3 separate regions of the Mus musculus genome follow, and regions 2 and 3 are each linked to region 1. A link is a loop called in an ENCODE intact Hi-C map of the cell type or tissue named here. Cell type or tissue: heart. All regions are shown on one strand. Each heading gives the region's core, and the rest is flanking DNA. Links, peaks and the distances in the headings are about the cores only. Region 1 holds the start of Mtss1 (MTSS I-BAR domain containing 1). Region 2 has its middle 51 kb from the start of Mtss1. Region 3 overlaps Gm36617 (a long non-coding RNA gene).

The links. A loop is a pair of places that touch in the nucleus more often than their neighbours do. Peaks named below come from ENCODE experiments on the same cell type or tissue, not always from the same donor. Only the 100,000 strongest peaks of a DNase experiment are listed, where the experiment ranks them.
Region 2: it touches region 1 in a loop (2.1-fold over the local background); 5 of 42 quality-filtered maps call a loop at or near these places.
Region 3: it touches region 1 in a loop (5-fold over the local background); 18 of 42 quality-filtered maps call a loop at or near these places.

The regions. Positions count from the first base shown.
Region 1 is chr15:59,079,136-59,086,679 of GRCm38, reverse strand. It overlaps Mtss1 (MTSS I-BAR domain containing 1), which reads left to right and starts at 4,654. Exons shown (of 15, transcript NM_144800.2): 1 at 4,654-5,224. The coding sequence starts at 5,153. In heart, for the core only: CTCF peaks have their summits at 4,413 and 5,462; DNase peaks (open chromatin) are centred at 4,539, 5,079, 5,319 and 6,059; H3K4me3 peaks cover 2,992 bases; H3K27ac peaks cover 3,159 bases.
Region 2 is chr15:59,128,953-59,136,496 of GRCm38, reverse strand. No RefSeq gene overlaps it. Among named protein-coding and RNA genes, the nearest start is that of Mtss1, 51 kb to the right of the region's middle. In heart, for the core only: no CTCF peak of the experiment used is centred there; no DNase peak of the experiment used is centred there; H3K27ac peaks cover 1,373 bases.
Region 3 is chr15:59,288,279-59,295,822 of GRCm38, reverse strand. It overlaps Gm36617 (a long non-coding RNA gene), which reads right to left. Exons shown (of 4, transcript XR_875370.3): 4 at 3,872-4,242. Among named protein-coding and RNA genes, the nearest start is that of Sqle, 23 kb to the left of the region's middle. In heart, for the core only: a CTCF peak has its summit at 4,149 (motif pointing right); a DNase peak (open chromatin) is centred at 4,142; H3K27ac peaks cover 372 bases.

The sequences.
Region 1 (7,544 bases), core at 1,766-6,765:
TGGCTGTTGGATCATAAAGATTTCTGCTTATAGGTCAGCAGTATAAGCTTGAACAAACTGATAAGTGAGTAACATTGACACTGTAATCTTTGTTTTTATTCAGTGTGTGTGTGTGTGTGTGTGTGTGAGAGAGAGAGAGAGAAAGAGAGAGAGAGAGAGAGAATGTCCAGTAGTTTTCTCTCTCTCTCTTTCTCTCACTGTGTTGGACCCAAGAATCAAACTTGGGTCATCAGCAAGTGACCTAACCCACTTGCCAGCTGTCGTCTTGCCAGCTCAAGAATCCAGTCCTCAGTGAGTAGCCCTGTGACAAGTACTGGTCGGTGGTATCCCATTCAGTGTTCACCCAACTTGTCTATTATCTTCATTTGATTCTATTCTATTTTGAGGTTCATTTTCTTCTTCAAGGTACGAGCTTTCTAAATAGATAAAGCTGTCCTGGAACACACTATATAGACCAGACTGGCCTCGAACTCACAGAAATCTGCTTGTCCCTGCCTCCCTAGTGGTGGGACTAAAGGCGTGCACCACTGTGCTGGCCTATTATGTTGATTCTGAAGAAGTGGAGACAGAGTCACCGCAGGCTGGAAAGACAGAGCAGTAGGCGAAGTGCTTTGCAAGCACAAGGAGCCAAGTTTGATGGTCACAACGCATGCGGGTAAGCGTCAGGCTTGTACTGTAATGGCAGGGAGGCGCAGGCAGGTGGATGTCTGGGGCTTACTGGTCAGCTAGATGAATCTACTTAGTGAGTGCCTGGCTAATGAAAAGCCTGGTGTCAAAAACAAGGTACGCTCTGTAGCTCTGTAGACAAGGCTGGCCTCATCTCAGAGACCCACCTGCCTCTGCCACCTGAGTGCGGGGATTAAAGGCCTTTACCGCCAACGCCACCACCCGGCTATGTGGGGTAAGGTCCCAGCTCTTAGGTACTATCTTAACCAGCTCACCGAAACAGCTTGGGATGCAGAGACCCTTCACAACAGTCAGGGCTCTGTAGTCTTCCTTGAGTCTCACTGCCATCTGGGAGAAGTCAAAGAGAGCAACATGAAGCAGCTTAAGCATCACTCAAGGGCTTTTAACCATCCCCACCTCCGCCAAGGCATGAAGCAAGGACCAGAGTCGAGTAGCCTTGAGGGACCCTAAGGACGTGTAACTGGAACAGCCTTAACACGATTGCTGCAGCACTTCTGTACATCTGAAATTATGTCATAAAGGAAAACTTAAAAGGACTGAGGATGGAACCCCAGCACAGAAAGGGGTGCAGGAAGAATGGATGAGAATACTATCAGTTGATCCAGAGGGATTTCTGTAGAAATTGAATGTTAATAGCAAGATCCAGAAAAACGTGTTTAATTCAGTCCTGTTTTTGTGAAACAAACAAAATCCACCCCCCCCCTTCTTGTATATCTTTATGAGGATTGAATGAAATGTTCATGGGTAATTAAGAAGAATGCAGAGCCTAGTTCCTGCTTAGTGTAGAGCTAGGCTGGTCAGGTACAGGAACCTCCTTTCAAGGTCCTTCCAAATCAGGTTGCTTCACTTTACCATATATTAGAATAGCCTGGGAAGTTTGAAAACATCCTAAGGCTCAGTAGCAGCCCAGACCAATTAAATACGATTCCTAGCATCAGAGTCCAGTCTGGTGTAGCTTAAAAGTTCCTCAGTAACTTCTAATAGACATCAAAGTTTTCAGACCAGCTGGGACAGACCCCTCTGGAGGGCCAGGGTAGAGGAGCAAGGCTGGGAAGCAAAACCCACATGTGTAGCACCGCTGTTAAGCATCAGCCATAGAGGCCCACACTAGTCCTTGGAACAGTCAGTGAGTGGAGAAAGAGCTCTGGGGAAACAGGCTGGCTCCACAGATCAAATAGCCCAGTGGCCAGAGGTCAAGAATTAGAAGGGGAGTGGACATTTTGAGCCATGTTTACTTTTGGACAGAGAGTTTGAAATTCCTCACTTTGGTTCCTGGGAGTCTGTCTGTCTCTCTCTCTCGTACTTTCTCTCTTTTTAAGTTTTTTTGGAGACAGGATTTCAAACACACACACCTACACACCACCACCACCACTTCCACCTCCACCTCCATTACCACCAAAGAACAATCAAGAAGCAAGCACTTGGGCTGGTGAGATGGCTCAGCGGGTAAGAGCACTGACTGCTCTTCCAAAGGTCCCGAGTTCAAATCCTAGCAACCACATGGTGCCTCACAACCACCAGTAATGAGATCTGACGCCCTCTTCTGGTGTGTCTGAAGTCTGCTACAGTGTACTTATGTATAATAATAAATAAATCTTAAAAAAAAAAAAAAAGCCAGGCAGTGGTGGTGCACGCCTTTAATCCCAGCACTTGGGAGGCAGAGGCAGGTGGATTTCTGAGTTCGAGGCTAGCCTGGTCTACAAAGTGAGTTCCAGGACAGCCAGGGCTACACAGAGAAACCCAAACAAAAAAGAAGCAAGCACTCAGTGCCAGAGGGGAGGAAAAGTTAGGAAGCAGCTGGAATACAGCAGAATCTAGTGTAATGTAAGTCAGTCTGACCCCATCATTTTCATTTCTCCAACACCCCTTTACAGAGCAGCTAGATTCCAATCTAAAACTGCCAAAAGCCAGGCGTGGTGGTGTAGCACCACAATTCCAGTGCCCGGGAGCCAGAGGCAGGTGACTTGGCAAGGGTTCCGGGCTTGTGTGGCTTTAGACTGAAACCCTGGCTCAAAAATCTCAAACACAAAACATGGGGGCTAGCATGTAATTCTCAGTTGGTGCAGTGTTTGCCTAGCAGAGAGAAAGCAATGCCCTGGATCCCCTCCCTCACCCAAAACTGGATAGTCTCATGGAGGTGGGCGTCTGTAATTCTCGGGGGAAGCCTTCCACACAGCCCCTTTCAAAGAACTTAGTGTTGGTCTTAAGAGAGGACAACTAAGTCAGTACTGAACCCGGTTGGAGCTTAGGGGGAAAAGGAACCAAGAAGTGGGTAGGGGCAGTTGAGGGATATTGTTTGGAGTTTGGCAGAAAGGCAGGTCCAACTTCTTCCACCAACAAAAACAAGGACCTTCAATTAGCTGTAGTGCATAAAGTTGCAGAATGCACTCTGCGGTGACCACATGCCAACACTGCAGGCTTGCAATAGGTGATCTGAAGCTAGATTGCACTTGATTCTTGGCCTGGCCTACTTTTATTGAGGATTTCCTGAGTGTTGACTTCCCTTGTATCAAATACCACTTGAAGCATTTTCACTTATTAGCTCGTGCAATGCTTAAGACAGCTATCAGGTAAGTACCACCATCACTCCTGGTTACCAAGGAGAACACTGTGGCCCAGAGGGCTCAGATAACTTACTCAAGGCCACAGGGTTCATGGGTTGTAAAATGGAGCTTGTACCAGCCAGTCCCGTGACTTGGATCATTATAATAACAGCGACATTAACATAAAAAAAAACAATTCCGGAGAACACAGCACGTGTCAAGTACTAATATGGGCAAGGTGCAGGTGAGGTATTTGCAACTGAATCTCCTTAAGGGCCGGAAGCAGCAGGGTTGCTGCACAGAAGTGACTTACAGAAGGTTTGGCCTCTCCAGATGTCAGGGAGAGTGACCTGAAGGAAAATACAAACATCAGTGTTCTGTGCAGAGTTCCCTACATTCTTTTGATCAGTGTTGAAAGAATGACTTACTAAACTGAGTTAATTGGGACTACAGCATTTGACAGGATCCTTTTGGTCAAGCTCGACACGGGTTCCGTTGACTCTTGCAAACGGTTCAATTAGGTGCTTTAAGATCGTTTACAAGTTGCCCATTTGATCCCCTACCAGACACCGGAAGACGTCAGAATAAGTGCTCCTGGCTACGGAGTTAGGCAGAGATGCTAGGGACACATTTATCAAGCCCACCTCAGTCTTTGGTGCCCTTTTTAAAAACTTCTCAAGGGGGTTTTCTGTGGCTATGGCAACCCTGGCTGGAAAACCATCAGCATTCCAGCCATATGCAGCCAACGATCTGTACAGACAGATGGGCAAGTGATTAGGAACCCTGATGCCCTTTGCGTTCGCTCAGCCTCAGCAGATCAATCTAGCGCCCTGCAACTTTCTGGAACTCAGCATCCCACCGCAGGATACTCTTCCCAGACTCTCCCTAATCTTGTAGCTGGCTCCCTGCAGCCGTGACTCGGGCGTTGCAGTCCTGACATCATCGAAGAGGCCTCTTCTCCAGAGGCTGCAGCAGCGACAGCAGTAACAGCTTTCCCGCCTCACTGGTCGCTCACCAGGTGCGGGGCGCAGCGCTCAACGTGCCGACCTTGCAGGTCCCTCGAGGGGCGGGGCCGGAGGTGCAGCGCGGCTTCCCTGCACGCTAGCTGCCATTGTGGGCGGCTGGGCGCTCACTCGCCCTCTCCACTCAGAGACCCTCGCCGCACGAGGCGCTCTGAACGTCCGGGAGACGCACACCGGGCTCGCCTACCCTCCCGCCAGCTCCTCCTTGCAGCAGGCGCTCTGCACGCCTCTCAGCCAGCGCGCGCTCCCAGCCCCGCCCTCGGGCGGCTCACGCACGAGCCGCGGGCGCGCGCCTCCCCCGCGCTCCCGCGCCAGACGGTCGCGAGCGCGCGTGCGCTCCTCGCAACATCCCCGGGAGCACCGCCAGAGCGAGCGCGGGGCCGGGCGCACAGGAGTAAAAAGGAGGCGGCGGCCGCGTCTGCGAGCAACAGATCCGGGCGACGCGAGCTGACCTCGTCTGCTGCTGCCCTTTTTCGTTCTCTCTTTCTTTATTTTGGAGTTTCAGAAAAAAATTATATTTGGAAGACATTTTTTTTTTTTTCGTAAATGGCGCTGGCCCCGGGTCAGCGGGCGGTTTTCTCTGCACCAAGATGGGCTTCGCCTTTTCCGTCGTGGGCACTCTTGGTGGCTTGATTGTCAGTCTTCTCCGGGCATTTTTGAGACCAGGAGCCGAGCACTGCACATAGGTGACTCGCCCTCCGGAGCGGCTGGGCGTCTTGGATTGGGACTTGGGGGGGCAGAGTGCAGTAAATTGCGAGCACCGCGTGCTCTCTGCAAAACCGGCGGCGAGCCGGAGGTAGGTCGCTCCCAGGGTGAAACCGCTCCCGGGCTGAGCGAGCCCGGCCCCGTGCGCAGTGCAGCCGCCCCGAGAGCGTGTCCTGTCCCCGCCGCGCCGGGAAAATGGAGGCTGTGATCGAGAAGGAATGCAGCGCGCTTGGAGGCCTCTTCCAGACCATCATCAGCGACATGAAGGTAGGACGCTGGGGGCGCGGCTGCTCTGACCTCGCCGCGGGGCTTCCCCTCCACCGCGGCCGGCCTGGCCCTCGCCGGCGCTGCCGGCCACCTGCGGGAGCTCTGGCGACCCGGGTGTCACCTTCTTACCCGCCGCACTGCTCCGGCTGTGCTGGGTCACTGGGCAGGCGACTTCCCGGGGGCTAGTGGGGGAGAGTCTGATGCCACTTACCAACCCCTGCATTCATAATCCCAGGGGGCGACACCATCTTGTTCCTTTGGGGGTTTAGGGCCCTAGTTCCAAGTTTTCCATTGTCTGTCCCTGGACTGAGTGTCTGCGACCCGTGGAGGATGGACGCCCTGGAGGACACCTGACTCCCTGGGTTTGGGGTGGAGTGCTTGGCGCGGTGGTGGAGCGGTAGTGGGGGCCCCTGCTTGGCTGCAGGAAAGAGTCTTCCGGCCTGGGAGATTGGGTGGCAGGGTTGTTACAAGCTTGGCTTTCAGGTCTACCTGGAGTAGGGGAATCTGAGCAAATTAGTTATTAATTAGTCTGTTCCAGAGCTGCTGATGGTGTTCCTTGCATTCCCCATACCCTCCCCCGGGGCTTGGCGCAGAAGTTCCCAGGGACCCCGAGCCTGAGAGGCTCACAACAGGAAGGCAAGGTTGAGGTTTCCAAAACTACTATACCCAGCTCTCTCAAACACACATCCACACCCCACTCTTCTCTGGGAAGGATTGTGTGTGCGTGTGAGTGCGCGCGAGTGTGTTGGGGGCGGGGAACAACCCTAGCCTTTTCCTGCAAAGGGTGGGACTGGAGATAACCTGATCCTCGATTGTGGGTTTTCTGGTGCTCAGAGGTACACCGTGACTTAGGTTACCCACCCTAATAAGATAGAAGCAGTTCCAGGAGCTGCCTGGAAGTGGGAATTGGGGGCGGTAGTGGGGGGCATTTTTTTCCAGTGTATTTAGGGAGCTTCTCTTTGGCTCGAGGCCAGCCCCAGTCTGCCTCAACAGATCCGGGGAGGTGGTGTTTAATTAAGCGCTCGGCTTCCAAAAGAGTGGGCAGGTTTGGAAAGCTGTGTTGGCGAGTGGGTGTGGACAGCCCCTCTTCAGCCGCTGCCTGGCGCCTGGGGAAGCTTTTGTCTGATGAAGTGTAAGGTTTGGAGAGGCCGTGGGCCTTCGCCATGGACTTTGGGGAGGAATGTTCAGCTGTCATGCCTGCCTCCTCCTTTTAGAACCAACTGTCACCTCATCTAGTGTGAACTTTGCCAAGGTGCCTGGTTGGTCCCCCTCAGGTCCATTTTGCAAGCCTACCAAGCTCGTGCCTTTTGTCAGAAATCCTTGTAGCCTAATCTGTAGCCAGAGCCTGCTCGCCCAGGAATGCCTCTAATCCAGTGGTTTGGAATTAGATGGATTAGTCTCTTCAAAGACAGCCCCTTTCATTCCTTTGCCCTCAATCCACATTGAATTATCGAAGTGTTCTTTTGAACAAAGATTGATGCCCCTGCTTGGACTCTGGTGTTTATTGTTAACTTAAATTTCACCCACTTTACTAGAGTCAAAACAAGATTTGGTTTGAGGCACACACACTGTATGTTGTGATGTGCAGAGGAGTTTTTTTTTTTTTTTTTTGAGGAGGTAATGATGTTTCCAGTCCCTGAATAGAAATGAGGAATCCAGGGATCTAAACCGATCCCTGACTTCAGCCCCAGAGTAATCACACCTGGAGTTTTCTCTACCTTTGATGATGATGACGACTACGACTATGACTGTTGTTATTTTAATCCAAAATCAGGGCTCAGTTCTTTTCAGTAGGTGGTTTGAACCCAAAGCCCTTCAGAAGGTAATCCTTCCCCAAGGATGGGGTTGTGCCACCTTCCACCCACCAGCTGGATGCCTGGTGTAGGCCCTGCCTAGACATTTGTAGGTGGAAGACCTCTTACACACCGCTCTAGTCTCTTTCTCTTTGAGTTTGGTAGATTTTTTTCCCCACTTGACAGTAGAATATTTCAGACTGGAGGCACAGCAGAAAACTACATTGTGCTTTGGATTCTGATTTTAGGCCCTTTGGGGGAAGAGAGGGATCGGGGAGAGAGAGCATGCAGGTTGTCTGATTTCTAAGGTTGTTTTATGCGAAAGGGAACTGCTAAATATTTACATGGAGTTTTCTTCCTTAGAAGCCTTCTTTTATGGAGTGGCCAGCGATGACACTTCAAAAGAGAAGTGACAAGATTAAATTGGGCTTTTTAGGACAGACAGCATAGGATATATGGATATGTGGCGTTGTCGGCAAGAAAGTCAGTCATTGTGGTGACCTCCTTGTCCTTCCCATCTTTAAACT
Region 2 (7,544 bases), core at 1,228-6,227, 50 kb before region 1:
CACCTTTCTAGTTCTTTCTGAACTCTGGCTGGCTGGTTCAACTCAGCTGTTCTGGCCCAGACTCCTCTCCAAGCTGACTGATTCAATCTGACTTCTCTCAGCTTCTTACTGAATTGCTCTGTTTGGCCTCAAACTGACTCTGGCAGTCTGTTCTAATCTTCTGGCTCCTCGTTCTTGGGCTTGTTCTCTTAGCAACCTGTCTCTATAAACTGACCCTGTGAAAACTGCCTCTGAACTCCACAAACTCTACTCCACAGAGCTGCCTCTTAACTTACTGACTCAACAGAACTGATTAGAACTCAGAGATTTGCATGCCTTTGCCTCCTGAGTGCTGGGATTAAAGGTGCAGGCTGCCACACCTGGACTTAAATTTATCTTTACTTGAAACTTGTTCTAAGACAGGCTGTCCTTGAACTCAGAGATCTGCTTGCCACTGTCTCTTGGGATTAAAGGCATGTCTGTATTCCAGCTGGATCATACAGACCCAGAAGGTCTTTGGATGTGATCTCTTGCCAGAGCAGTCATTTTGCTGGATTAAATTTCCTCTACAGTGTGGTAGAGTTGTATGATGGTTTCTAGCCTAGAATGCTCTACTTAGGACAGGAGATGGCCATCTGAAATTATTGTGGCAAAGACACGAACACTGTTCTGGATAAAGGGATGACATCTGTCACTGCCTATGAGATAGATGGAAATGGAGGCAAGATCCCTGCTCTTCTGCAAGATGAAATGTAAAAAATATTTCTCTAGGAGTGGAGGAGAGGGGAGGGTAAAGACCAGCAGAGATTGGTATTTCTCAGTTGGTGCTCCACAGGTCATTTTCCTCATAACTAAAAATGTTTCATAAGTGATGAGTTAATATTTCAGAATTAGACATAATGTCTGGTTCAAGGAAAAAACAACCCCCAAGCAATAACGTGAGCTTTCTATGCACACATGGGGAGCATCTTTGTGTGGCTCTGCATGGACACATTATAGACAGAAGAGCAGGGAACTGGGCTAGGGATATAACTGGGTATTAAAATCCTTGCCCAGCATGGTCAGGGGCCTGGGTTTCATTACCAGATTTGCACATAAAAAATAATGGAATATCTCTGGAAAAATGGGAAAGAACAACTACTGATATAGGAAAACAATAAAAATATTAACTTTAGCTGCAATGCTCAGAGAGACTTAGGTTCTCAAATATGACGTTGATGGTTGAGCTTGTTTTTTAAGATTTAAACTTTACTAAATTGTAATTATATATTGCTTAATATTCCACCATATATCAAGTACCATTTCCCTTAGCCTTTCCTCTAAGGGGCAACATCATCTTTTCCTAAATGTGTAACTCTTCTAAATAATTCTATAGCTACTTCCTCTGCTACAAATCTCTGTGCTAGTCTTCAGTGATTTCCTCTAGGGGATTCTGACAGTTCCTGGACATCAATCATCAACTAACACACTTTTCCAAGCACTACCTGCTGGTATCTGGGCTGCCTGAGCCACACAGCGACCAGCGACCAGAGCCACCAGCTTTGTAAACCATTGGTACAGAATCATGCATTTCAATGAGAATTTCTGTTATTAGCAGAGTTAAATTTATTTGTTTGTGTATGTGTGTGTGTGTGAGTATGTGTGTGTGAGTATGTGAGTGTGTGTGTCTCTGTGTGTGTGTATATGTGTGTGTGAGAGTGTGTGTGTGAGTGTGTGTGTGAGTGTGTGTGTGTGTCTGTGTGTGTGTGTCTGTGTGTGTGTATATGTGTGTGTGTGGGAGTGTGTGTGTGTGTGAGTGTGTGAGTGTGTGTGTGAGTGTGTGTGTATATGTGTGTGTGAGTGTGTGTGTGTGTGAGTGTGTGAGTGTGTGTGTGTGTGTGTATATGTGTGTGTGAGTGTGTGCGCGTGCGTGTGCACACATGCATGCATTGGTGGGTATATAGAGGTCAGAGGACAACTTCCTGGAATTGGCTTTCTCCTTCCACCATGTGGGGCTCAGGAATTGAACTTAGACCATCAGGCTTGGTGACAAGTGCCTTTGTCCACTGAGGAACCTCTTTGAAACTTTTAAAAAGGATTCATTAACTACTTTCCTGAGGAAGACTCACTTACAGGAGGAAAATAATAGAAAGACCTGTTAAATGTGGATTTTTTACCCTCGGGGGGTTTTCTTTTGTCCACTGTTCAGGACAGAAGGAAGCTTAGAAAAAGCATCTGGGGTCCAGCAGGAAGCAGGATATGAGATGTGACACTGGCCATGAGTCAGCCCAAAGCTCATAAAGTGAATCTTCCTCCCAAGCAGAGCTTGCCCCGGCACATGCTGGCCCCACAACCCCACATCAGCACTGTCTCCCATCAGTCACGGAAGCCCACCCTGTCGCAATCCCACCACTAAAGGCCCCGCCCCCGTGACCCCACTAAAGGCCCCGCCCCTGTGACCCCCGCCTTAAGCTACTATTTTTATTTAGGAATATATATATGACTATATATATATATATATATATATATAAAAAGAGTGTGTGTGTGTGTGAGTGTGTGTGTCTGTGTGTGTATATGTGTGTGTGTGAGTGTGTGTATGTGTGAGTGTGTGTGTGTGTGTGAGTGTGAGTGTGTGTGTGTATGTGTGTGTATGTATGAGTGTGTGAGTGTGTGTGTATATATATGCTGGATGTAGGTTCTGAGCAACTGGCCTCTTGTCCTCTGGAAGAGGAGCAAGTGCTCTGAAGTGCTAAGCCATCTAAACATGCTCTAGCCCCAAACATGTTTTTTTTTTTTTTTCTTGTGCTGGTGACTGAAGCTTGGGCCTGCAAGGCAAGCACACAGCTCAGCCACATCTTGGCCCCTGAAATACCCATCTCTACGTCATCTCCACATTCCTCTTCCCACTTTCGACTACACCAGATGCCAGCTCTCCATCCAGCCATGCTTTTTCTCAACCCCTAAACTTTAAGTATGTCACTGTTTGGAGACTGAGTTCAGTTGCTTCTAAGCTCTGTTGGGTAGATCACAGCTGCACAGAACCCCAGCTCCAGAGAACTCTAATGCCTCTGGCTCCTTTGAGGCTCTATTAACAAATGCACATACCCACACACAGTTATACACACAATCACAGAACTCAAAGCAATATGAAAAAATACTTAAACATGTATTTGTTCCCAAAGCAGACATTAAGGGCTAAGGATCAAACCATGGTCTATGGGCGTGATGGGTAATTTTAGTTATCAGCTTGACTGGTCTGAGGGATGCCCAGATGGATGCTGAAAGACTATTTGTAGATGTGTCTGTGAGGGTGTTTCTAGACAAGCTCTGCTTCTTTGTTGAAACAGGGAGTGTAGCCAGTACTAGCTTTGAACTCAATGAGTAGCTGAGGTTGGTCTTCAACTCCTGAACTCCTTGCCTCCATTTCCTGAAGGGTGGAATTATGGGGCTGTACAACACACCTGGCTAAGATGCCCATTTGCATCCATACACTGGTAAAGATCTCCCTCCACCACAGTGGGTAGGCACCATTCATTCTACTGAGGGTTTAGAACAAAGAGGTGGCAGAGAGTAGATTTCATCTCTATATGCACTGAGTAATCTATCTTTTGCTGCCTGCCAACTCCAGTGGCCCTGGTTTTCTGGTCAGTGAGCTCAGTCTGGAACTTATTTCTGTTTGTTTTTTGTCACTCGACGAAGTCCTGACTGTCCTAGAATTCTATGTGTTGACCAGGCTGACCTCAAACTCACAGAGATCCTCCTGCCTCTGCATCCCATGTGCTAGACTGGAACTTAACGATGTGTTCTCTGTGTCTCAGCCTGAAGGCTTAGACTGAAGCTACGTCATAGCTTTCAAGTGCTTCTAGCTGAAGGTGACAGATCATGGGGCTTCTCCTACATGTGAGGCACTCTCATAAGTCTCTAATTACATGTACCCTATTGGTTCTGTTTCCCTGGAAATCCTCAGTAACACAGCAGCCTTCCCCTTTCTCACACATGCACTGTGGACATGAAATTAAGGCAGCAGACCCTCTACACCAACGATTCTCAACCTTCCCAATGCTGTGACCTTTTAATAGAGTTTTTCATGTTCTAGTGACCCCCAAGCACAAAGTTATTTTGTTGCTATTTATAGCTGTAATTTTGCTACTGTTAAAAATCATAATGTAAATATCTTATATGCAGTATATCTGATATGCAACCTCCAAAGGGGTCATGACCTACAGGTTGATAACTGCTGTTCTACAACATCTTCTAACACACACACACACACACACACACACACACACACACACACACACGACAGTAAACTAAATAAACCACATAATGTGTCCACAGTTCCTGACACAGTAGAATGTCAAAAAGTGTTTCTTTCTCATCTTATTATGTCTTATATTATAGTGTGTAGCCAATGCTCTATTTCTATAACTGTTACTATATTCAATACTATTTCTAGAGTACGAAGTCCTAACTAGAAACTGGGGCGATAGCTTAGTTAGTAAAGCATTCGCCTTAGAAGCATGAGACCTTGAGCTAAAGTTCCAGAACGTAAAAATGCCAGACATAGAGGCACATGCTAGAACTCACAGCACTGGAGAGGCTGGGACCAGTGAGCCCTAGGCCTAATTGGTGAGTTCTAAACCAGTGTATACTGACTTTATCTTAAAAAAACAAGCTGGGTCTCTGACTGCCACTCACATGCACTCCTGTGTACACCTGCACCCCTACACACACACACACACACACACACACACACACACACACACACTCACAAATACACAAAGAAGGAAAATCCAAACAGGAGTCTTGTTTCTGCATTACTTACATCTTATACACTACTACGTCTTAGTACTTCACACACAGTCAATATTTAATAAATATGCATTGGGTTGGGATGAGGTCAATAGTTAATAAATATGCATTGGGTCCAAATGAGGTCAATACATAATAAATATGCATTGAGTTTGGATGAGATCAAAGGCAAATCATTGTGAATTCACTCTTGACCTAAATTCAGTAGGTGAATGTATGTGGAGCTGGACAGATAGCTCAGTGGTTAGGGGAACTTGTTGCACTTGCCAAGGACCCAAGTTCAGTCCCCATCACACACATTGTGGCTCACAAACCCCGTAACTCTGCTCTTGGAGATCAATACTCTCTTCTGACCTCGATAGGTACCAAGCACACGTGTGTCGCACATACATATGTGGCAGGCAAAACACTTATACACATGAATAAATCTATAAAGAAAGGCACATGTTTTCTGTAATAAACTAATCAAGGAGGTACAAAGAAACCAGGAAGTGAGGGTTGGGGCTTTGAGACTTGAATTTTCCATTCTCCAACTGCGGGATTCTGGAATGGCCATTTGCTGCCTGTCAAAACTTTGAATCCTGTGTCTTTGAAGGAAGCTATTTATAGAACTTACCTCAGAGTCTCTGGGGGAAGAACAAACGAGCTTGTACAAGGCGTGGACAGCCCTTCATCACAACTATTTATGATTTTTGTGGTTGTAAGAGAAGACAATGATGATAGACAGAATTAAAGTTACCGAGGAAAGACCTGATGTGTATCTAACTCGATCATAGTCTTTAAATTCCTTAAGAGTGTTCTTTCATCATAGCACTTGTTGAAAATGCGATTGTTTAATTCAAAGAGAAATATTTTAATATAATAAATAAGGAGAGAGATGCTGGGCTTGCTTTGAACATCAATATGCATCATCTTAAGTTCTATAAACAGTAATATCCTGCAGTTGGGATGCCAAGACTGTGTCACCTTTCAATTACGAGTGTCCCATCTGAGCCTCTGCACATGTAACCTGCAAAATAGAAAAGTCATTTTTGAGGACTTCATGGCTATGATTTTGTGCCCTCAGAGTACAAATGTAATAGATAAAAGACATTTTAAGTGATTCCTTTTTGCATTAAAACTATAAAGTCAGGAAAAGAGATACACCAGCAGGTTTTTCTATCACTCCGGCAATAGGAAACAAAGCATCAATTCCGCTGTACTCTTGCTGGGAGCCGCCAAAGGAAAATCTGGGTAGAGACAGTTCAAAAGCATTAGAGAAATGCAAAGCCGTGTCTTGACTTAATCTGCCTAGCAGAGAATAGAGTTTGCATAAATAAGGTCCCAGGCAGCAAGAATTTAATGGGTCTGGACTCAGGAATCAAAGGCATGCAGAGAAGGTCTGAGGCTTTGAGCTTGACCCACCCATGACTTGGACAAAGGGCCAGGAGCAATAATAAGGCAGTGTGGGGAACAAGAGGCCACCATGGATCTGTGCCTAATGCTCTTCTGTGTGTCTAGCCTCGCTGGCAGCCCTTGGTGAATCTGAGGAGGGAGGATTCTGGATTAAGTAGCCTCCGCAGGACATCAGTCCTGAGCTGCAGATCACCCTGGAGTGGTCCATCGCAATGAGCTCTGGAGGTGGAGGAACTTGGAGGCCACCCTCAGATGGACTGAACTGTCTCCCGACCTGCCTACACAGTGTCTCTGTATCTTTCACTCGTCCTTGGGGGTTTCCAAGTAGCTCACTACCCAGTCCACATTCTTATTCACCCAAAGCGGTCCCATGGGGGAGATGAGAATCCATCTCTGCCAAGCAGCTGAGCATAAAGGAAGGTCAGCACAGCACATGTCCTTTCTTTCCTTTGGTCTTTAATTATTTTGGCATATATTGATATGCCTATTATTGGAAAAGCAAAATATGCAGATAAAGTTATACTATACCCCTTCCCTGTCTTTACCACCTAGATGTAAATAGCCTGCGTGGTTTACTCCTCCTCTGGGGTATGGATGGTATGTTGTGAACAAGACAGGAAGGAAAGGGGAGTGGAGTTTAAGAATGCAAGGGCCTTGTGTTTTCGGAGAAATGATGAAGCTGTTTTATATGAGGGTGTACTCTATCATATTTTTAAATTTTGTGTGCATGAATGTGTGTGTGTGTGTGTGTGTGTGTGTGTGCACTTTCTCCATTCCACACTGTAGAAGACAGAGGACAACTTTCAAATTGCTTCTTTCTTTGTACCATGTGGGTCCTGGGGATCAAATGCAGGTCCTCGGGTTTGGAGGTAGGCATCTTTGCCCACTAAGCCATCTCACCAGCATGAAAGTGCGCTTTATAGAAGGGGCTGCAGAGATACTTGCTGCTCCTGTAGAAGATCTGGTTCCAGTTTCCACACCCATGGGGTAGCTCACAGCTGTCATTCCAGTTCCAGGGGATCCAACTCTCTTTTCTGGCCTCCTCCAACCAGGTACACACAGATACATATACATACTATAGGCAAAATACTCATGCACATAAAATAAAATATAAGAAGATCTTTAAAGAAGAGTAGTAAGTCATGTATATGTGCATCTATATGGTACACAGAATAGGTGGCAAATGCATCTGCAGCTACACATACTACATGACTATATACTACATGACTGCACACACTGCATGGAATTGGTAGGATAATGGAAGGCAAGCAGTTAACGAGAGGAGCTAACACTGGAAAACAGGAAACACCATGGCTACTACACTAGTCAGAGTTCCTATTGCTGTCATGAAATTTCAGGACCAAAGCAATGTGGAGAGG
Region 3 (7,544 bases), core at 1,143-6,142, 210 kb before region 1:
TACCAACTAAGCCATATTCCCAATCCCTATTTCATGCCTTTTTTTTTTTTAAATCATTCAAACATTATAGACTATATGGAGTTTCTTTTGAAGATGATAATCTTTTTTTTGTTTGTTTTTTGTTTTTTGAGACAGGGTTTTTCCGTGTAGTCCTGGTTGTCCTGGAACTCTGTAGACCAGGCTGGTCTTGACTCAGAAATCCGCCTGCCTCTGCCTCCTGAGTGCTGGGATTAAAGGCGTGCACCACCACGCCTGGCTGCCATGATAATCTTTTAATAGATAAAGGTGATAATTACTCAAATTCTTAGAAAAGAGCAAAACCACTTTGTACATTTTTGGGGGGGGTGTTTTCGAGACAGGGTTTCTCTGTATAGCCCTGGCTGTCCTGGAGCTCACTGTGTAGACCAGGCTGGCCTCAAACTCAGAAATCCACCTGCCTCTGCCTCCCGAGTGCTGGGATTAAAGGCTCGTGCCACTACTGCCCAGCCACAATTCTTTTTTCTTCTCTCTGTCCCTTTGTCCACAAATCCTAAAGTCCCACCTCTGTCTCCCTGACCAACCATTGGCTGCTGGCCACTTTATTTACCAATCAGAACCAACTGGGGGTCAAGGACCCTCAGCATCTTTCATAAGGATTCTCCTGCAATTTTAGGAATCCAATTAACACAATACAAGTTTTAAACCTATGCTACGCACACTCCAGTGAAGTCTGCTTGGTAGGCCAAGAGGCCTGGAAGCTCTCACAAGGCAAGGAGTTTCAAGGAAACTCAACCTCCTGGAACCAGGCATTCTTATAACCCATATACTCATACCTTAGCCCTGCGTTAGTCTGGTGTATGGATCCACGTGCTCTCTTTTTACACGTGCTCTCTTTTAGTATTTTATTATAAGTGCCTTTAAAGATTAAATTCTGACATAGCTAAGCCTTCCCCAGTGTTCCAACATTCCAGAAAACCCTTGAAGCGACAAACTTGGAATTCAGTAAGAAGGTTACCTATTCAGTAACATTCAAATTTACTTCTAATAGAGACAGTGAAACTAATTAGGCATTACAAAGAACAGAGCCAAAATAGATCAGGGCCGGTTTGCAGAGTGTTTACTTGGGACAATAGCCAGTCTTACCCAGACAAGGGAATTCGCAATGGCCTAGTGAATAGGTGAGTTTACCATGAAAGAGTTAGGGAATCCAGAGACAGGTTTCTTCACTAGGCCCAAAGAAACAGCATAATCAGGCATTTACTAAGAACCCCTGGTGGTGGATTTAACAATAGACTAGCATTATACCTGGCTCCCTTCTTAGTGGTAAACAAGGCCTGGTCCCTGCCATCTTTTGATATATACATTTCTTTTGTATTGTGTCACTGTAACTTAGAGAGGATGTGTTTGCCTGGTTTCTTGTTACTCTTCTGTATAAAAAGTTTGATGCTCGACTTTTACATTCATATTATACACAATCTCTTGTGTTGCTTCTGTTTGTCATTCATTTGCCAACTCCTTGTCTACCTGCAACCAGAGACTCATCCTCTGCAGACAGGGACCAAAAAAGGTCTGCAGCAAACCTAATTCACAGAATGTGTCAGTACAGTAGCAACTGTAGGTGTTCCTCCAAGATCCATGACGTCACTACTTTGGGTAGTTGGCTAGGTTTCCAGTACCTGGTGTGATTTCCCTTCTGCTGAGTGAGTCTAAAGTCCAATTAGAGAGCTGTTACATTGTTACTTTGTACATTTTAAAACAGTTTTTTGAGATTATACCAAGGTCATGTAGGCCACTACTGTACTCCTATGGTAATCTTGCCACACTGGTTGTTGTGGTTCATAGGTGTCTTAGTTAAGGTTTTACTGCTGAGAACAAACACCATGACCAATGCAACTCCTTTTTTTTTTTTAAAGATTTATTTATTTATAATATGTAAGTACACTGAAGCTGTCTTCAGACACCCCAGAAGAAGGAATCAGATCTCGTTACAGATGGTTGTGAGCCACCATGTGGTTGCTGGGATTTGAACTCAGGAGCTCTGGAAGAGCAGTCGGTGCTCTTAACCACTGAGCCATCTCACTAGCCCCCAATGCAACTCTTGTAAGGATAACATTTAATTGGGGCTGGCTTACAGGTTCAGAGGTTCAGTCCACTATCATCAAGGCAGAAACATGGCAGCATCCGGACAGGCATGGTGCAGTAGGAGCTGAGAGTTCTACATCTTCACCTGACAGCTGCTAGCAGAATACTGGTTTCCAGGCAGCTAGGATGAGGGTCTTAAAGCCCATGCCCACAGTGACACACCTATTCCAACAGGGTCACACCTTCTAATGGTGAAAGTCCCTGGGCAGAGCATATACAAACCATCACATTCCACTCCCTGGCTTGTTCAAACATGAGTCTTTGGGGCTCATACCTAAACATAGCATAATAAAAATACATTGATTCTAACTTACAAAGCCCCTATAGTCTATAGCAGTCTCAACTGTTAAAAGCCCAAAGTTCAAGGTCCTGTCTGAGATTCATCCAATCACTTAATCCCCAAAGCAAAAGATAGGAAACCAGCTGGGCAACTCCAAACTCTGCATCTCCACGTCTGATGTCAAAGCGGTCTTCAGATCTCCAACTCTTTTTTTCCATTTTTGTTGACTGCAACCAACTTCTTTCTCCCAGGCTGGTTCCACTCCGTTAGCAGCTTTCCTCAGCAGATAGCCCACGACTCTGGCATCTTCAATGTAACTTCAATGTTACAGCTTCTTGTTTCAGTGTTTGGGATCCACACATGATCTTCTGAGCTCCTCCAAAGGGCTTGCTTCACTTCTCCAGCTCTGCCCTCTGTAGCACTCTAAGCTCAGGTTGATCCACTCCACTACTGCTGCTGTTCTTAGTGATCATCCCATTATACTGGCATCTCCACTATGCTAGGGTCTTCTGCTGCAACTGGGCTTCACCAATAGCCTCTCATAGGCTTGCTTCATAATGCCAAACCTCAAATCCTTTGCATGACACCTTCAATCCTACACTGGGGCATCGAGCCTCCATACGACCAAGAGCCTCCTCTCCCATTGATGCCAGATAAGGCAGGTCTGCCATCCAAATATTCAGGAGGTAGAGGCAGGAGGATTATGAGTTTGAAGTCATCAAGGTCACCAAGATACTGTCTTAGAGAGGAAGAAAGGAAGAAAGAAAGAAAGAAAGAAAGAAAGAAAGAAAGAAAGAAAGAAAGAGGAAGGAAGGAAGGAAGGAAATATATATTGAGTCAGAGCTTTCTAAAGGGACTAAAGCACTACAAATAAAAAAATTGTTTTCTAGCATAGGAAAAATAGCCAGAGTATGAATAAGGTTAAAGAGCAAACCACTAGCTGGCTTAGAAACAAAACACAGACAAGGGGTTTAAACTAGTGTCTGGAATACAACTAGGAGAACAATTTAATAAAAAAGCACGAACAGAGAATTATTCTCTATTCTCTATTGTTCTGCAAATAATGCTGAAACTCTGGGACAATTTCTATCCTCAGATAAACAGAGATTTGAAAAGCACAACCACATGCAGTTTTGGCCAGACCTTGGGCGGGGCGGGGGGGGGGGGCCCACAGTGCGGGAAGGAACAAAACACATTTTCTTACCAAAATCCCAACTTTTTTCCCCCTTTGCTATAGCAATTCAGCTTCTACAGAAAACTCTTCAGACATTCATGTGAAAAAGTTCTGTCCCCAGGTGGAAAGTTCTTGAAACAAATCACTAAGTGGGCAAAGTGGACTATGGCAAATTTGATGTATTGCTAGTATTCTGTTATGGGAGAATTGAGACAGATTCCGAATCTATATTCCTTATTTGTTGCATGTGGAATAAATACCAGCATTTACATGTTGGGTATAAGATATGGCAGATATAGATGGTGGCAAGCCATGATCAGTATTTATTCCTTGCTCAAAACCACGTCAACAGTAGTTTCAATCAAAGGTCCCTGAGTTTTAGAGGACCTCACATGGCTACCCCATTTACTGGATCCGAGTATTCACATGACCAGTGAGATTTTCAGGATGATTTAACTGCTTGGCTGTGGGAAGTCCATGGAGCAGAGTCTAATCTTGAGCTTCTCTCCTGTTTGCTTGGAGAGCCGCTTTGCTTAGTGATCTTAGCTGCAAAGGATTCTACACTGTGTCAGCAGGTGGCTCCAGAGGCAGCTGTTTGTAAGATGGCAACAAAATGAAAGCAGTGTTGCAGAGCAAGCTGACTGCTTAATCTCATGGTCTACAAACACTAGAAAAAAACAAAAGCAATATTGTGTAAATGCTATGTAACTCAGACAAACCTGGAAGTAATAGAGGATTATGGCCACAGATACTCTCTAATGTGAGTCACATTATATAACTACAATTATGTAATTATGTGAAGTGTGTATTATATGTATTGGGAGAGAAAAAACGTGTGCAAGAATGAGAGGGGCGAAAGGAGAGAAGGAGGGAGGGAGGGGAGAGAGAGGTTTAGAGGGCAGAGGAGAAGGTTAAATTTTCTAATAAATTTATTAGTCTCAAATGTTCTCAACCTAGCACCCATCCACTACATGCCAATCTCCTGCCAGATGTCAAAAGACCAAGACTGGACAGTCCTGATGATGTGCAGGAAAATTCTAACTCTTGGTACCATACAGGTCTCTACACAAAGTCAGGTCTTTATACACAGACCTGGGAGAGGTGGGCACTGAGAGTGTCCTTTCCCCTTATAATCAACCACTCACAAAATTGACCTCACCTCCTAGGAGTCCATTTGCCTTGGTCAGCCCCAACCTCATGTCACACCCAGGTTAACCTCACTTCACACCCAGGTTATGGTGGAGGATGTGGGAGGAGCAAGACTATTTTTTCGGGATAGCATTTGAAACATAAATGAAGTAAATACCTAATAAAAAAATTGGAAAGAAAAAAAAATAAAGGCATGCACCACTAACCTGGCCCCCTCCTGTGGCGTTTTGTCACAGTAGCACTAGAAAACTAAGAAAGGAACAGAAATAGGAATACCCCTCAGAAGTGCAATATAGTTGCTTTTGCATGTTTCAGAAATGACCAGCACCAATGGTGCCTAGAGTCTGGCCAGGGTTCCTCACTGTGCAATCTGGACGAGTCTTAAGAAAAGGATACCCACCCTATTCCAACAGTCTTTATGAGACATAGTCCAGGCTTATCAACAGCAAGGCTCTGAGGCCCATTCAAGTTTCCATGTGTTTATAAAGTTCGCATTTGGCCTCACTTCACCTGAGATATACCATGCCTAACTTATCACAGAGAGGTGACCACAAAGGGACAGATTTGGGTGATATTTAGTTTCTGCTGTTCAAAAGTCAGATTTGGCTACAAGATACTAATGGCATCCTTGGAAAACATATTGCCTGAAGTCCTCCGGCATGTTGAGGGCTTGGAGCTCAGTCAAAGGGTTCTTCCTAGGGGAGATAGTGCAGGAAGTGGGTCTGGGGTGGACAAGGCTTTGGCTGAAGGTGAAGAACTTTACATTTTTAAACATAACTCTGAGAGGGAGGAACCGTTGGCTCCATTTTCCTTTCATTACTATCTTGCCTAAAAATTACACTCCAGCCACCTACTATCTGACATTGCATCTTAGATTAGTTGTGTGTGTGTGTCTGTCTGTCTGTCTGAGTACATGTGTGCTATGCATATGTGTGAGGATATACTTGCTGTGAATATGAACCTGTGTGAAGATCACAAGTCAGTATCTAGAGCCCAGCGTGTTTTCCTGGGTCACTCATTCTCTCTGTTGGATTGGCAAGATGAGCTGGCTGTTTGCCTCCAATCACTTTACTGGCTGGTCTTGTAATACCAACTTGACACAAGTTGGAATTATCACAGAGAAAGGAGCCTCCCTTGAGTGTGTGGGGCAATGGGCTATGCACAGACAGCTTGGTCTCCAGTCGAGTTGGGAGGTGGAACCCCGGTAGAACATGATGGATGGTAATTCCCACCTACATGGGACAGTAGGTGTTCCCTCATGTCTCCTGGACCCTGGCTCCTGTCAAAGTTACTGTCCCCACAGCCCCCACAGGAGAGGCTCATGGCTTTCAGTCATGTACACAACGTCCCAAGCTTCTGACCTTCAGTCTAGACTCCTCCCAGTTACCTAGCAACAGCAAGATAACAGCCCACTATAAGAGGGGCTATTTAGCCCCTCCTCACTCTCTTCCTCTCTCTTTTGTACTCTCTAGCCTTTCTTCTCTCTCTCTCCTTTTCCCCCTTCTCTCCTCTTGGCCATGGCCGGTCTCTCCCTCTTTCTACCTTCTCTCTTTCCCCCTGCCTTTCTACAATAAAGCTCTAAAACCATAGACTGTCTCTGCTCATCAAGGCCCGCTGTGCTTGGACGATGGGATAGGCTTTCTCCTAACGAGTCGTGCCTAATCTCCTGTCAGAAGGCCTTCCTGTGCTCCAGCCATGGACCAGACTAAGGACTCTAACCTGCGTGGAAACCTCTCTCCCTCTGCTCTCTTTCTGTATCCCCAGGACCCCTATTCTGTTCTTAGCTCCTCTGCCATATCCAGGATGGGATGCCAGAGACTGAGAACCTGGTACGGGGGCTGCCCCTTGTCCACCCCCTGCCATGTGGGGTCAGTGGCTTCACACAGTCAGATGCCCACCCAGGGCCAAGTGGAAAGCGTCCAGCAGTCCTCCCGTGTCTGCCTGTCCAGAACACAGGAACTCAGGCCGGACTCGGGCTCTCTCCCTTCCCCCCTTTCCCCTACACCCACAGCCCAGCACTTGAGGAAAGGCCTCTATGAGACCCAGCTGTAAGGCATTTTCTCAATTAGCGATCAAGGGTGGGAGGGCCCATTGTGGGTGGTGGCATCTCTGGGCTGGTAGTCTTGGTTCTATAAGAGCAGGCTGAGCAAGCCAGGGGAAACAAACCAGTAAGGAACATCCCTCCATGGCCTCTCCATCAGCTCCTGCTTGAGTTCCAGTCCTGACTTCCTTTGGTGATGAACAGCAATGTGGAAGTGTAAGCTGAATAAACCCTTTCCTCCCCAAGTGCTTCTTGGTCATGATGTTTTGTGCAGGAATACAAACCCTGACTAAGACACTCACCCGTGTCAGGGTCACAGGCCTAAAAACACAAGGCCATGCCCTGTTTTCCCACTGTCTCTATGGATCTGAACTCAGGCCTCATGATCGCATGGCCAGCACCTGACTCACTGACCCACCTCCCTAGCCCGTTGTTCCATTTTCCCTAGAATGTCAGCTCCATGAAGGAGTGTTCTGCCCCTCCTCACCTTTAGATGTGGAAGACTGAACTCAGAACATCACATATGCCAGGCAAGCACCCTATTCCCTGCCTGGGTCTTTGCTTCCTAGGTATTACTGTATTCACGGAATCCAAAACTGCCTCTCCGGAGGCTCTGTGCTGAGTGCATGTATGCAGTTTCTTCTCTCTTCATGGAGAAAGAAGAAATCAGTTTCATCTGAGAGGACATCAAAGCTGTTTGAAGCCATTCACTGGATGTCCTCTCCTTGTGACAGAAATCCCAGGTCTGGCTTTGAAAAGCGGCATCATGAAGGTTCTAG